Linked DNA regions of Homo sapiens: all the other regions are linked to region 1. A link is a contact called in ENCODE Hi-C or POLR2A ChIA-PET data. All regions are on one chromosome and are shown on one strand. The core of a region is the stretch at or near the end of the contact, and the rest is flanking DNA. Distances in the headings are between cores, read along the strand shown. Region 1 holds the start of ORC1 (origin recognition complex subunit 1). Region 2 overlaps ZYG11A (zyg-11 family member A, cell cycle regulator). Region 3 holds the start of ZYG11A (zyg-11 family member A, cell cycle regulator).

Region 1 (3,907 bases), core at 975-3,474:
ACCATGCAGCAAGTGCTGTGTTCAGAGATCTGCATGCATTACGTTCTTTCACTCTTATATTATAGTCACCATTTTACAGATAAGCAAAGTTTAGAAAATTAAGTAACCTCTCCAATGTCATAGTTAATGGGCAACAGAATCTGGATGTGAACCCAGATCTTACACCTCTTAACCACCACCTTTTGTTGTTTGATTTTCACCCCTGAGCGTCCAGTGCCTACCAACATATCAGGCACTCACTTTTGCTTAATATGTATTTAGTGAATCTGTGAAATCCTTTTTCAGGGAAAAATTACCAAAACTGAGAAAGTAAAGTAGAAGATTAATACAATCAGAACAGATAAAATACAAACTTGGCAGGGTGTGGTGGCTCATGCCTGTAATCCCAGCACTCTGGGAGGCCCGGGGGGGGAGGGGATTACCTGAAGTCTGGAGTTCGAGACCAGCCTGGCCAACATGGTGAAACCCCATCTCTACTAAAAATACAAAAATTAGCCAGGCGTGATGGCACATGCCTGTAATCCCAGCTACTCGGGAGGCTGAGACAGGAGAATCACTTGAACCCAGGAAATGGGGGTTGCAGTGGGCCGAGATCGCACCACTGCACTCCAGCCTGGGCAACACAGAGAGACTCTGTTTCCAAAACAAAAAACAAACAAAAAATACAAACTCAAGGGCTCAAAAGCAAAAATCTGGAGTGGAACTCTCTAGAAATGAGATACATTGTGTACACCCCTCTTAACCAAAGCCCAATTCTAAACCGCCAAAATTAAACCTCTTATATTAGCTAGTGAACATTGCACTCACTTGAAATCTTCATTTTTGATAAACTCTACAATGATATCCTTCTCGGGTTGAATTTGAAGCATCTTCAAGGTTAAACACAGAAAGGGTGTTGGTTTTATGTTGCCACCATAGACGCCACCCACAAACCTTAACTCCATGGCTTTATCGACTACAAGTTCAGCTAAAAAACAAAAACAATACAGTAACATATTAGGGCTAAGCTCTTCCTAGTTGGAGTGGAGTTAGTTCAAGCTTTGGTTCTCCTAAATATACATCAACAGTGTAATATTAGGAGAACGAATGTGTATTAATAACAGTAACGACAACAGCTAATATACATTGAGAATGGATAATAAAATAGGTACCCTGCTAAGCTTTTCATATTATCTCACTTAACCTTTTTTAACAAGTCATGAAGAAAGTTCTAGCAATGTTCTTATTTCCAGGTAAGGAAAATGAGGGCTAAGAAAGGTAAAGTGACTTGCTCAAGGTCCACAGATTGTCACAGGACATGGATTTAAAGCCACAATTCAAATCGGAAGATTACCTGGAAGACTTCTCTGAAGCACTGATATTTATAAATACTGGAACCGGCCCAGATCTAAGAATAGTAAGATCATGAATTTGGTTTCAGGCATATTAACGTTAGGTCCTTAAAGACCTTCAACAGATTGTGTCAAAGTGTTATATCCGGATCCCTGAGCTTAACACTGTTGCAACCCAGCCTGCTATCATTAAATACGGAATAACTCACAACACCCAACTGAGACAGCCTTCAGAATATGACCTTACCAGATTCATCTGTGCCTCTAATACTCAACACAAGACGAGGCACTTAGCAGGCACTCAAAATTTTTCTGAATGATCGACATACTCCGTTCCAGTACCACCCCCAGAGGCCAGTCGCTAGTCCTACCCGCGCTCGGTCAGGAGAAATGGGCCACAAGGGGGCTGAGAGGCGCTCCGCGCGCTTCCACTTACCTGTAAGTCCAAAGCACTCCTCTTTCCAGTACTTGGACTCATAGATTCGCGTTCGAATGATCTTCTCCACCAGATATTGAGGGTTGGTGCCATGGATGCTGTGCGCATCCTTCACTGTACGGTTAGCCATTTTAGAATGCCTTCAATTCTATTTCCGTCGGATCCTTTAATGCCTCACATCCAGGTTCAGAAAAAGCACCTAGAGGAATGGAGAAAGGTGGAAGAAGTTTCACTAAACAGCTTAGGCGACCATCTTGAAGCCGGAAACACCGTAGTGTAAAGGGCTTCCGCTCCCCGCGTCGCCTATCGAATCAATGATGGCGGCTGCATGTTAGCGGATGTACGTCATGCGCCCCTCTTAGGTGTACGGAGTGGGCGGGGCGAGCTAGTTGGTGTCGCAACGAAGGGACGGTCTGGGGGCGGGGCCACGCCGATTGGCGCGAAGTTTTCTTTTCTCCTTCCACCTTCTTTTCATTTCTAGTGAGACACACGCTTTGGTCCTGGCTTTCGGCCCGTAGTTGTAGAAGGAGCCCTGCTGGTGCAGGTTAGAGGTGCCGCATCCCCCGGAGCTCTCGAAGTGGAGGCGGTAGGAAACGGAGGGCTTGCGGCTAGCCGGAGGAAGCTTTGGAGCCGGGTGAGTGTGGCGTCCAGCGGGCTGCGAGGGACTCGGGGGAGGGCGCATCGGAACCTCTGAAACTGAGGACGTTCTCTGTAGACTCAGTCATTGATTCTTTTAGCTGACATGTACCAAGCGCCTGTTCAGTGCCAGGCACTGTTCTGAACTGTTAAGAGCGTTCCTCTGTTCCACACTCCGATTCCTAAAAGGCTTCCCGCGCTGCAGGGAACTGAGTTTGCAGGGGGGAAGGCGGAAGCCAACAGCCTAGAAGCAGGAGCATTCCTGCCCTCCGCACCCTGATGCTCAGTGATGACTTTCCCTCCATCTGCATTTGTAAAGCACTCTACTTGTTTCGTTCTTTGAGCTATAGTGTAGGAACCACTACAGGGAAGGCGGAGCAGAGGTTATTACCCCATTTTACGGACGTAAATTGCGCCCAGGGAGGGACGTGTCTTAGGTCGCTTTTCGTGACTAAGCAGTCTGGGCTCCTACCCAGATCTTTTTTTCAGATGAGCTCCTAACTGCTGGGCTGTCTGTCATTCACCTTCTTTTCAGAAGAGAAGTCTGGTGGCCCCCTTCCTACTTCTCTTTTCTAACCCCGGAATTGAAGAGTCTTCTGCTGTGACAGTTGGAAAAGGCATTCTTATCCTGATCTATTTGTGAAACTGCAATGATTATATACGATTCTAGTTGTCTGTAACACATGAATAATAGTACCCTCGTCTCTGCTGTGTTAGGTGGGCTGGAAATGCCAAAGGAGTTTCCAATATGACAGAATGGTTTAAGTCCCTTTGCAACAGTTTTTAACTTTAATGGAGGGCAATATGTGGACTTTAGGAGGTTTGTGAATCTGCCGAAATTGAATGCAAAATTTTGCTTGAATTATGTTAGTTCCATAGTATTCATCAAATGATACTTAATAAATAAAACCACTGTACCTTACAAATAAATGCAAGGGATTAAGGTAGTGGGAAAGTGGATTTACCATTTTGCATTTTTTCACTTAATCTTCCATTATCCTAAAATAGTGCCTGGCACACGATGGGTACTTAATAAATATTGGTTGAATAAACGGAAGATTCTATTTTCTCCATTTTGTGGGTAAGCAAATTGAGGCCCAATCCACAATGTTCAGTCAGTGGCTGGGAAGCCTGATTTATTGTAATAAGTACACCAAAAGCAAGCTCTCAGTTACATATTAACATTATCCAGTTTCACACAGTGTGTTGTAAGGTGAAGTAGTTAAGAGCACAGTAATTGCAGTCTGGCTTTTCCGGGTTTGAGTTAAGGCTGTGCCATCCTGTATAAGATAGGATAAGTTATCACCTTGAAGTGATAATAACATCTACTTTTCTTTTTTTTATTTTGAGACAGAGTTCTGCTCTGTCACCCAGACTAGAGTGCAGTGTTGCGATCTCGGCTCACTGCAGCCTCCACCTCCCGGGTTCAAGTGATTTGCCTGCCACCATGCCCACCTGATTTTTGTATTTTTAGTAGAGACGGGGTTTCACCATGTTGGCCAGG
Region 2 (3,907 bases), core at 446-2,945, 460 kb before region 1:
AAAAAAATCCTGGGCTCACGTAGTCCTCCAATCTCAGTCACCCAAGTAGCTGGGACTATAGGCATGTACAACCATGCCCACCTAACTTTTTTTTTGTTTTTTGAGACAGAGTCTTGCTCTGTCGCCCAGGCTGGAGTGCAGTGGTATCATCTCGGCTCACTGCAACCTCCACCTCCCAGGTTCAAGTGATTCTCCTGCCTCAGCCTCCTGAGTAGCTGGGATTACAGGCACCTGCCACCACGCCTGGCTAATTTTTGTATTTTTAGTAGAGACGGGGTTCTACCATGTTGGCCAGGCTGTTCAAATTCCTGACCTCAGGTGATCTGTCCACCTCAGCCTCCCAAAAAGTGCTGGGATTACAGGCGTGAGCCATGGTGCCCAGCCAGAAGCTAATTTTTTTTCTTTTTCTAAATTTTTGTAGAGACAGGGTCTTACTAATGTTGATCAGGCTAGTCTTGAACTCCTGGCCCCAGGAAATCCTCCCATCTCGGCCTCCCAACCAAAGTGGTGGGATTACAGGCATGAGCCACCACAGCTGACCCAGAGTTTTTCTTTATACAGCTTTTGAGCTGTAAATAAAGTTAATCTCCCATGCTGTAAAAATATTTTTTTTTGAGTCTCGCTCTGTCACCAGGAGGGAGTGCAATGGCACAATCTCGGCTCACTGCAACCTCCACCTCCCGAGTTCCAGCGATTCTCCTGCCTCAGTCTCCCAAGTAGCTGGGACTATAGGAGTGCGCCACCACGCCCACCAAATTTTTGTATTGTTTTTAGTGGAGACGGGGTTTCACCATGTTGGCCAGGATGGTCTCAATCTCTTGACCTCGTGATCCACCCGCTTCGGCCTCCCAAAGTGCTGGGAAAATATCCACATTTTTAAGGAATTGCAAAAAATTACAAATAAAGACAAGGTTTTTCTTAAGACCTTTCATTGTTATGTTTCACTAAAAACAACAATTTTCAAATAAACACATGTATAAAAGAAAAATAAATAACTGAAGTTTTCTTTCCCAAGCCTCTTAATACTTGTAATTACATTTACAATAAAACGCATCCTTCCCTAAACCAAAGCTAAGTTTGGCTATATCGATAAAAGCAACTTTATGTCATTCACAAAATACTTCAAGTGGTAGATTTGGCCACCCTTAATTATTTTTATTTTGTTCTGCACTTGTTTTCTTTCAGAAAGCCACATGATCCTATTATTCCCTTACTTAGACCAAATTTTAACTGTTTTGATTCTAATTTATTCCACATAAATCCAGATGCTCAAAGCAAAAGACACTTTGGCAGCTAAGCTTAACATTCTTTGCTCTATGAGAGCACTTGACTCACTATAGAATAAAGCATATAATTTATTATATTCAGTGTGGTTCGTGAACAATTATTAATTGAACCAAGTTAAGAAGTAATAGTAAAAATTGTCTTCCTTCAATTACCTTTAAAATAGCAGGCATGGTTACCTCCATTGAAAATGTCTCTGTGAACAGCCTGTGGAGGGCTTCCTTCACAAAACATGATCTGTTCCTGTATCGGCTCAGTGCTTCTGAAATCTGACTCATACTGGCTCCTCCAGCAACCTGAAAATAAAGATGTTACCAAACAGGTTTCACCATTCATATTTTTTCACCATTCATTTTTAACCACAGGGTTTTTGGGGCATCCAGTGTTTAAGACAATAACAACAAATGTTCAATTAAATGTTCCAGGTGTTGGCCAGGCGCAGTGGCTCACGCCTGTAATCCCAGCACTTTGTGAGGCTGAGGCAGGTGAATCACCCGAGGTCAGGAGTAGAGACCAGCCTGAACAATATGGTGAAACCCCATCTCTACTAAAATTACAAAAATTAGCCAGGCGTGGTGGCAGGCGCCTGTAGTCCCAGCTACATGACAAAATATGCTGAGAGAAAGTAAAGATCTAAATAAATGCAGAGATATACAGGATTCAAGAATCAGGAGACTAGCGCCAGGCGTGGTGGCTAATGCCTGTAATCCCAACACTTTGGGAGTCTGAGGCTCAAGGGTTGCTTGAGCCCAGGACTACGAGACCAGCCTGGACAACATAGTGAGACCTCGCCTCTATTTTTTAAAACAACATGAGACTCAACGTTATTAAACGGCAATTTTCCTCAAACTGACCTACAGATTTAATGCAATCCCAACTAAAATACCAGTAGTCCTTTTTGTAGATATTGACAAGTTGCTTTTATGATTTATATGGAAATACAAAGAACCTAGAATAACCAAAACAATTATGAAACAGAATAACAGTTGAAGAAGTCACATTACCCAATTTCAAGACTTCATATAAAGTTATAGTAATCAAGACAGTAGGCCGGGGCACAATGGCTCAGGCCTGTAATCCCAATACTTTGGGAGGCCAAAGTGGGCAGATCACCTGAGGTCAGGAGTTCAAGACCAGCCTGGCCAACATGGTAAATCCTCATCTCTACTAAAAGTACAAAAATTAGATGGGCGTGGTGGTGCACGCCTATAGTCCCAGCTACTAGGGAGGCTGAGCCAGGAGAATCACTTGAACCCGGGAGGCAGAGGTTGCAGTGAGCCGAGATCACACCACTGCACTCCAGCCTGGGTGACAGACCGAGACTCTGTCTCAAAAAAAAAAAAAAAAAAAAAAAAAAAAGGCAATACACAAACAGATAAAAATAAAGAGCCCAGCTGGGCGTGGTGGCTCACACCTGTAATCCTAGCACTTTGGAAGGATGAGGCAGGCAGATCACGAGGTCAGGAGATCGAGACTATCCTGGCTAACACGGTGAAACACCATCTCTACTAAAAATACAAAAAATTAGCCAGGCGTGGTGGTGGGTGCCTATAGTCCCAGCTACTCTGGAGCCTGAGGCAGGAGAATGGCGTGAACCCGGGAGGCGGAGATTGCAGTGAGCAGAGATCGTGTCACTGCACTCCAGCCTGGGCGACAGAGCAAGACTCCGTCTCAAAAAAAATAAAAAATAAAGAGCCCAGTAACAGACTCACACATATACGGACACCCGATTTTCAACAAAGATGCCAAGTTTATCCAAGGGGGGAAGAGATAATCCTTGGTGGTGAGCCAAGATCGGACCACTGCACTCCAGCCTGGGCGACAGAGCAGGACTCGACTGTCCCAAAAAAAATTTGGGGATCTCAGCTCACAGCAGAGGTTGCAGTGAGCCAAGATTGTGCCACTGCACTCCATCCTGAACAACAGAGTGACTCTGTCTCAATAAAAAATTAATTAATTAATTAATTAAAATACAACAATTGCTAACTTCAAATCAAAAGAATAAAATGTTAACACAACTAATGAGTATACAAATCACTTTATTCTCTTCCCCTAGGAAGAACTAAGGAGGTATTATTATAAAGAAAGAGTTACTTTAAAACAACAGCTCTGGGCCAAGCATGGTGGCTCATGCCTGTAATCCCAGCACTTTGGGAGCCCAAGGCAGGTGGATCACCTGAGGTCTGGGAGTTCGAGACCAGCCTGACCAACATAGTGAAACTCTGCCTCTACTAAAAATACAAAAAATTAGCCAGGTGTGGTGGTGCACACCTGTAATCCCAGCTATTCGGGAAGCTGAGGCAGGAGAATCGCTTGAACCCGGGAGGCGAAGGTTGCAGTGAGCCGAGATTGCGCCATTGCACTCCACCCTGGGCAACAAGAGCACAACTCAGTCTCCAAAAAAAAATAATAATAATAATCGGGCCGGGCGCAGTGGTTCATGCCTATAATCCCAGCACTTTGGGAGGCCGAGGCAGGCGGATCACCTGAGGTTAGGAGTTCGAGACCAGCCCGGCCAACATGGTGAAACCCCGTCTCTACTAAAAATAAAAAACTAGCTGGGCATGGTGGCACGTGCCTGTAGTCCCAGCTACTCGGGAAGCCGAGGCAGGAGAATCACTTG
Region 3 (3,907 bases), core at 622-3,121, 440 kb before region 1:
CAAAACATTGCTAAGAGAAGATTAAAATGACATAAATGGAAATAATTGTATGTATGTTTCATAGGGAAAAAAGTATTCATGCAATATTTGTGTAATTAAAATAATTAATTAAAAATAAATAAAATCCTTAACAAAGAAAATGAGATATACCCAGAACTAGACAGAGAAAATGGGTGTGAGTACTTTTGTAAAGAAATCTTGTTTCGATTCCAAGCAGGAAAAAATGTGCTTGAGACGATGCTAGCACACACGTAAAAAATCCAAGTTTTCCATTAATTACAAATCCACAAATTATATAACTTTTCTAAATGAGTTCAAAAGATTACAGGCTAGATCACTGCAGGGCACAAAGTCTTCCAACAAGGCGTTAATATGTAAAGCACAACCTTAATCAGAACATTTCCTTCTCTCCATAAATTTTGGGTCGAGCCTTCACCACTCAATCCCTCGAGTTCCCCAAGGGTGGCCCTTGGCGGGTTTTTTCCAAAGTGGGGCCAGAGGTCTGAACACCTGAGGTGAAATTCAAGTTCACGAGCAAGTCAACTAAATTTCAGAGCTCCCAACTTCCCTACATCGGTAAAATGGAGCCTAGCAAAGCCTACAAAAGACTAGGGGTTACCAGACTGCTTTAGAAAGGCGACACTTGGCCGGGCACGGTGGCTGACGCCTGTAATCCCAGCACTCTGGGAGGCCGAGGCGGGTAGATCACGAGGTCTGGAGTTCGAAACCATCCTGGCCAACATGGTGAAACCCCGTCTCTACTAAAAATACAAAAAATGAGTCGGGCATGGTGGCACGCGCCTGTAGTCCCACCTACTCGGGAGGCTGAGGCAGAAGAATCGCTTGAACCCCGGAGGCGGAGGTTGCAGTGGGCCCAGATCGCGCCACTGCACTCCAGCCTGGTGACAGAGCGAGACTCCGTCTCAAAAAAAAAAAAAAAAAGAAAGAAAGAAAAGAAAGGCGACACTTAACACACAGCAGGCGCTAAACACACATTCTTTGGGTTTGCATTTTGTCCAGAGCTAAGAGTAACAGGCATTCGGCAAAGGCTGGGGACGGGACGGGGACGGGGGCGGACGCGCGGAACTGAAAGAATCTCAGACTTCGGGTTCCAGTTCCCCCAGCCGGACTAAGCTACTCGCCCGGCCCCGGGCCCAAAGGCCTCAGGTGGTAACGGCCAAAGGGTCACCGCCTCCGCGGGGCGCTGCGTCCACAACACGGGTGGGGAAACGGTCAAGGTTTGCGGCGTTTGGGTTCATGACTGCAAAAACACCGTCCACTACGGGCCAAGCCGAGTGCCATGCCCTGCACCTACGTCTAAGCTCACAGCAGCCCGCACTGGGGCGAGGAATCCTGAGGAGGCTCGCCCCGGTCTCTGGGACTGGGCTCTCGCCGCGCTGCCTCAGGGCGCAAGTTCCACGCGCTTCGCCGGGCGCAGAAAAGCACCCCCCGCTCCGCGGCGCCCAGGCCGCCTCCCCCGACAACGCACCTCCGCAGCGACGCCTGCGCCTGGAAGGGGCTCGGCATCTAGACCGCAGCCCCGCGCGGGCCACACTCCCCAGCAAGTGCCTCGGCAGCGTCCCAGGAGACTCGCCGCGCTCGCCGGAGCTGGACGTGGCGCCGAGGTCCGCGTCGCCGCCCGCACCCCGGTGCTCACCTGTACCACGCAGCAGCCCAGGGCATCCTTCTGAGCGTCAGGAGGGACGATGTTCCGGGGCGTGTGGCCCGGGTGCAAGAAATGAACCATGGCAACCCCGGCGGCGGGGCGTCAAAAAGAGAGCCGGCGTCGAGCCGGAGCCCGGATCCCGCGAGAACCAAGCGGGCGGCTGCCAGGACGCGCCCACCACGCCTGCGAGGCACACGGAGCTAGCGCCGCGCCCTGCCGGCGAGCTTTTGAAATGCCCGGCGAGGCGACGCGCACGCGGGGGCCGGCCCGCCGCAGACCCCACCCCCCGGGCGGCCTCCTAGCCCCATCCGCCCTCCGACACGCCGCTGCCGGGGCCAACCGTTCTCCTCCCGCCTCCCCAGCCTCCCCAGCCTCCCCAGACCAACCTGCCACGACCCAGCCGCTCACCCACTCCTTCCCAGCCCTGCACCTCAGGGCTTGAGAGGATATTCCCCGAGGACCGGCTGTGTAGGTTTGGGGAATACTGTATATATATATACATGTACACACACACACACACACACACACACACACACACACACACATATTCATTATTTCTATATATGTATATATTTTTTAAAGCTTTCATACATTAAAATATATATTTCAAAGACTTTGCCCCTGAAAATCTGGCAACAGCACCTCTCTAACGGTCCTCTCTGTTTCAACTCCTTAGAGTATCTGGATAAATCAAATATAAAACGAATACAAAATATTGGCAAGTATCTACCAAAAAATCTATTTAGCTTTCTTGTTACTTAAAAAGTACTCGAGAAGACCCTTATAACCTGCTCCAAGAAAGAAACCCCGAGAGACCCTTCTAACTTTCTCCAGGAAAGAAACTCCACAAGTTAGTACACATTAGCTAATTTAAGAGAAAGCAATACCTTGGAAAAGGAAAGTTCTCAAGAGCATGAGCCTTGGAGTTTGAATCCTGAATTAGAATGCCCGCTCAGCCATCTAGTGTTTGAGAACCTGGAGCAAGATTCTTGATGTCTCTGAAGCTCAACTTCCTCATCAGTAAAATAGAATGAGAATGCTTTATCTCACAGACTTAATGTAAGGATTAAATAATGTATGTAAAACACATCACAATGCTTTTTACATAGTAAGTCCTTGATAAGTGGATTGGATTCAGATGTTAAAATTATTTTTAAGTACTTTGCCTAATGCTTTTCTTTCATTTATTTATTCTTTTATTTAATCCACTTACTACAAGAAGAAAAAAAATCCTGTGCTGTAGGTATCATCCCCATTTTTCTCACAGGGAAACTGAAGAACTGACAGGTTGAATAGACAACACGTTTTTTGGCCAGCTGATGAGTGGCCAACCTGGGAGTCAAAATTGAGTTTTCTTACTGCAAGTCCAATCAATATGCTTTTTTTTTTTTTTTTTTTTTAGACGGAGTCTCGCTCTGTTGCCCAGGCTGGAGTGCAGTGACGCGATCTCAGCTCACAGCAACCTCCGCCTCCTGGGTTCAAGTGATTCTCCTGCCTCAGCCTCCCAAGCAGCTGGGACTCCAGGCGCGCGCCACCACACCCGGCTAATTTTTGTATTTTTAGTAGAGACAGCGTTTCACCATGTTGGCCAGGATGGTCTAGATCTCCTGACCTGGTGATCCGCACGCCTCGGCGTCTCAAAATGTTGGGATTACAGGCGTGAGCCACCGTGCCCCCGCCAATATGCTTTTGTTAACGGTGGAGGGTGTTCATGTTCTTGGTGTCTTGAACAAAGAATTGGACAAAACGCACAAACAAGGAAGGAATGAAGGGATTTATTGAAAATGAAAGTACACTCCACAATGCCACAATGTGGGAGTGGGCCCGAGCACTGGGGCTCAAAGACCCCGTTACAGAATTTTTGGGAGTTTAAATACCCTCTACTTGGGGTATGCCCTATGTAAATGACGAGGATGAAGGAAAGTTACAGTCATTTCCTCGGCTTTTGCCCAATGGAGAGGATATTTCCTATTACAGCTGAAGTGTGAATTTCAGCAATTTTAACTTTAATATAGAACCTGGTAAGTTATGTTCTCATAAGGTTTGACTATTTCCAGCATATCTAGAGGTGTGGCCAACTGCATATGTCCCAGGCCTTACCGAGCTAGAAAACAGGCAAGTTAAACAATTTTCAAAAGCCAAGGAAGCAGTTTATGACCTTAAAGCATTTAGCAAACCTAATATTTGAACATAATTTTGACCACATGTTTACATTTTGAAGACATTTGTATTTTATCAATA

What was found. Hi-C counts contacts between places; a loop is a spot of excess contacts on that map. ChIA-PET counts read pairs that join two places held with the same protein, here RNA polymerase II (POLR2A). Pooled maps may share reads with other maps.
Region 2: a loop to region 1 is called in a pooled map, with 3 times the contacts of the local background. The contact joins the enhancer-like site here to the promoter of ORC1 in region 1. A Hi-C loop is called at or near these places in 1 of 37 single-sample maps with no recorded cell type and 2 of 50 pooled maps. POLR2A ChIA-PET finds 5 or more read pairs at or near these places in 1 of 52 experiments (B cell).
Region 3: a pooled map shows a loop between it and region 1 (13-fold over the local background). The contact joins the promoter of ZYG11A here to the promoter of ORC1 in region 1. A Hi-C loop is called at or near these places in 6 of 37 single-sample maps with no recorded cell type and 9 of 50 pooled maps. POLR2A ChIA-PET finds 5 or more read pairs at or near these places in 5 of 52 experiments (B cell, GM12878, H1 and 1 more).

The regions. Positions count from the first base shown.
Region 1 is chr1:52,402,740-52,406,646 of GRCh38, reverse strand. It overlaps ORC1 (origin recognition complex subunit 1), which reads left to right and starts at 2,224. Exons shown (of 17, transcript NM_004153.4): 1 at 2,224-2,401. PRPF38A (pre-mRNA processing factor 38A) reads right to left here and starts at 2,045. Exons shown (of 10, transcript NM_032864.4): 1 at 1,768-2,045; 2 at 808-967. The coding sequence starts at 1,897. RefSeq lists an enhancer at 1,526-2,725.
Region 2 is chr1:52,858,404-52,862,310 of GRCh38, reverse strand. It overlaps ZYG11A (zyg-11 family member A, cell cycle regulator), which reads right to left. Exons shown (of 14, transcript NM_001004339.3): 4 at 1,440-1,580. Among named protein-coding and RNA genes, the nearest start is that of ZYG11A, 18 kb to the right of the region's middle. Within about 2 kb of position 1,695, at least 3 of the 41 ENCODE cell types and tissues checked have a DNase peak (open chromatin) inside an H3K27ac peak, as active enhancers do.
Region 3 is chr1:52,840,724-52,844,630 of GRCh38, reverse strand. ZYG11A (zyg-11 family member A, cell cycle regulator) reads right to left here and starts at 1,871. Exons shown (of 14, transcript NM_001004339.3): 1 at 1,658-1,871. The coding sequence starts at 1,747. RefSeq lists an enhancer at 697-1,290 and a silencer at 1,792-2,121.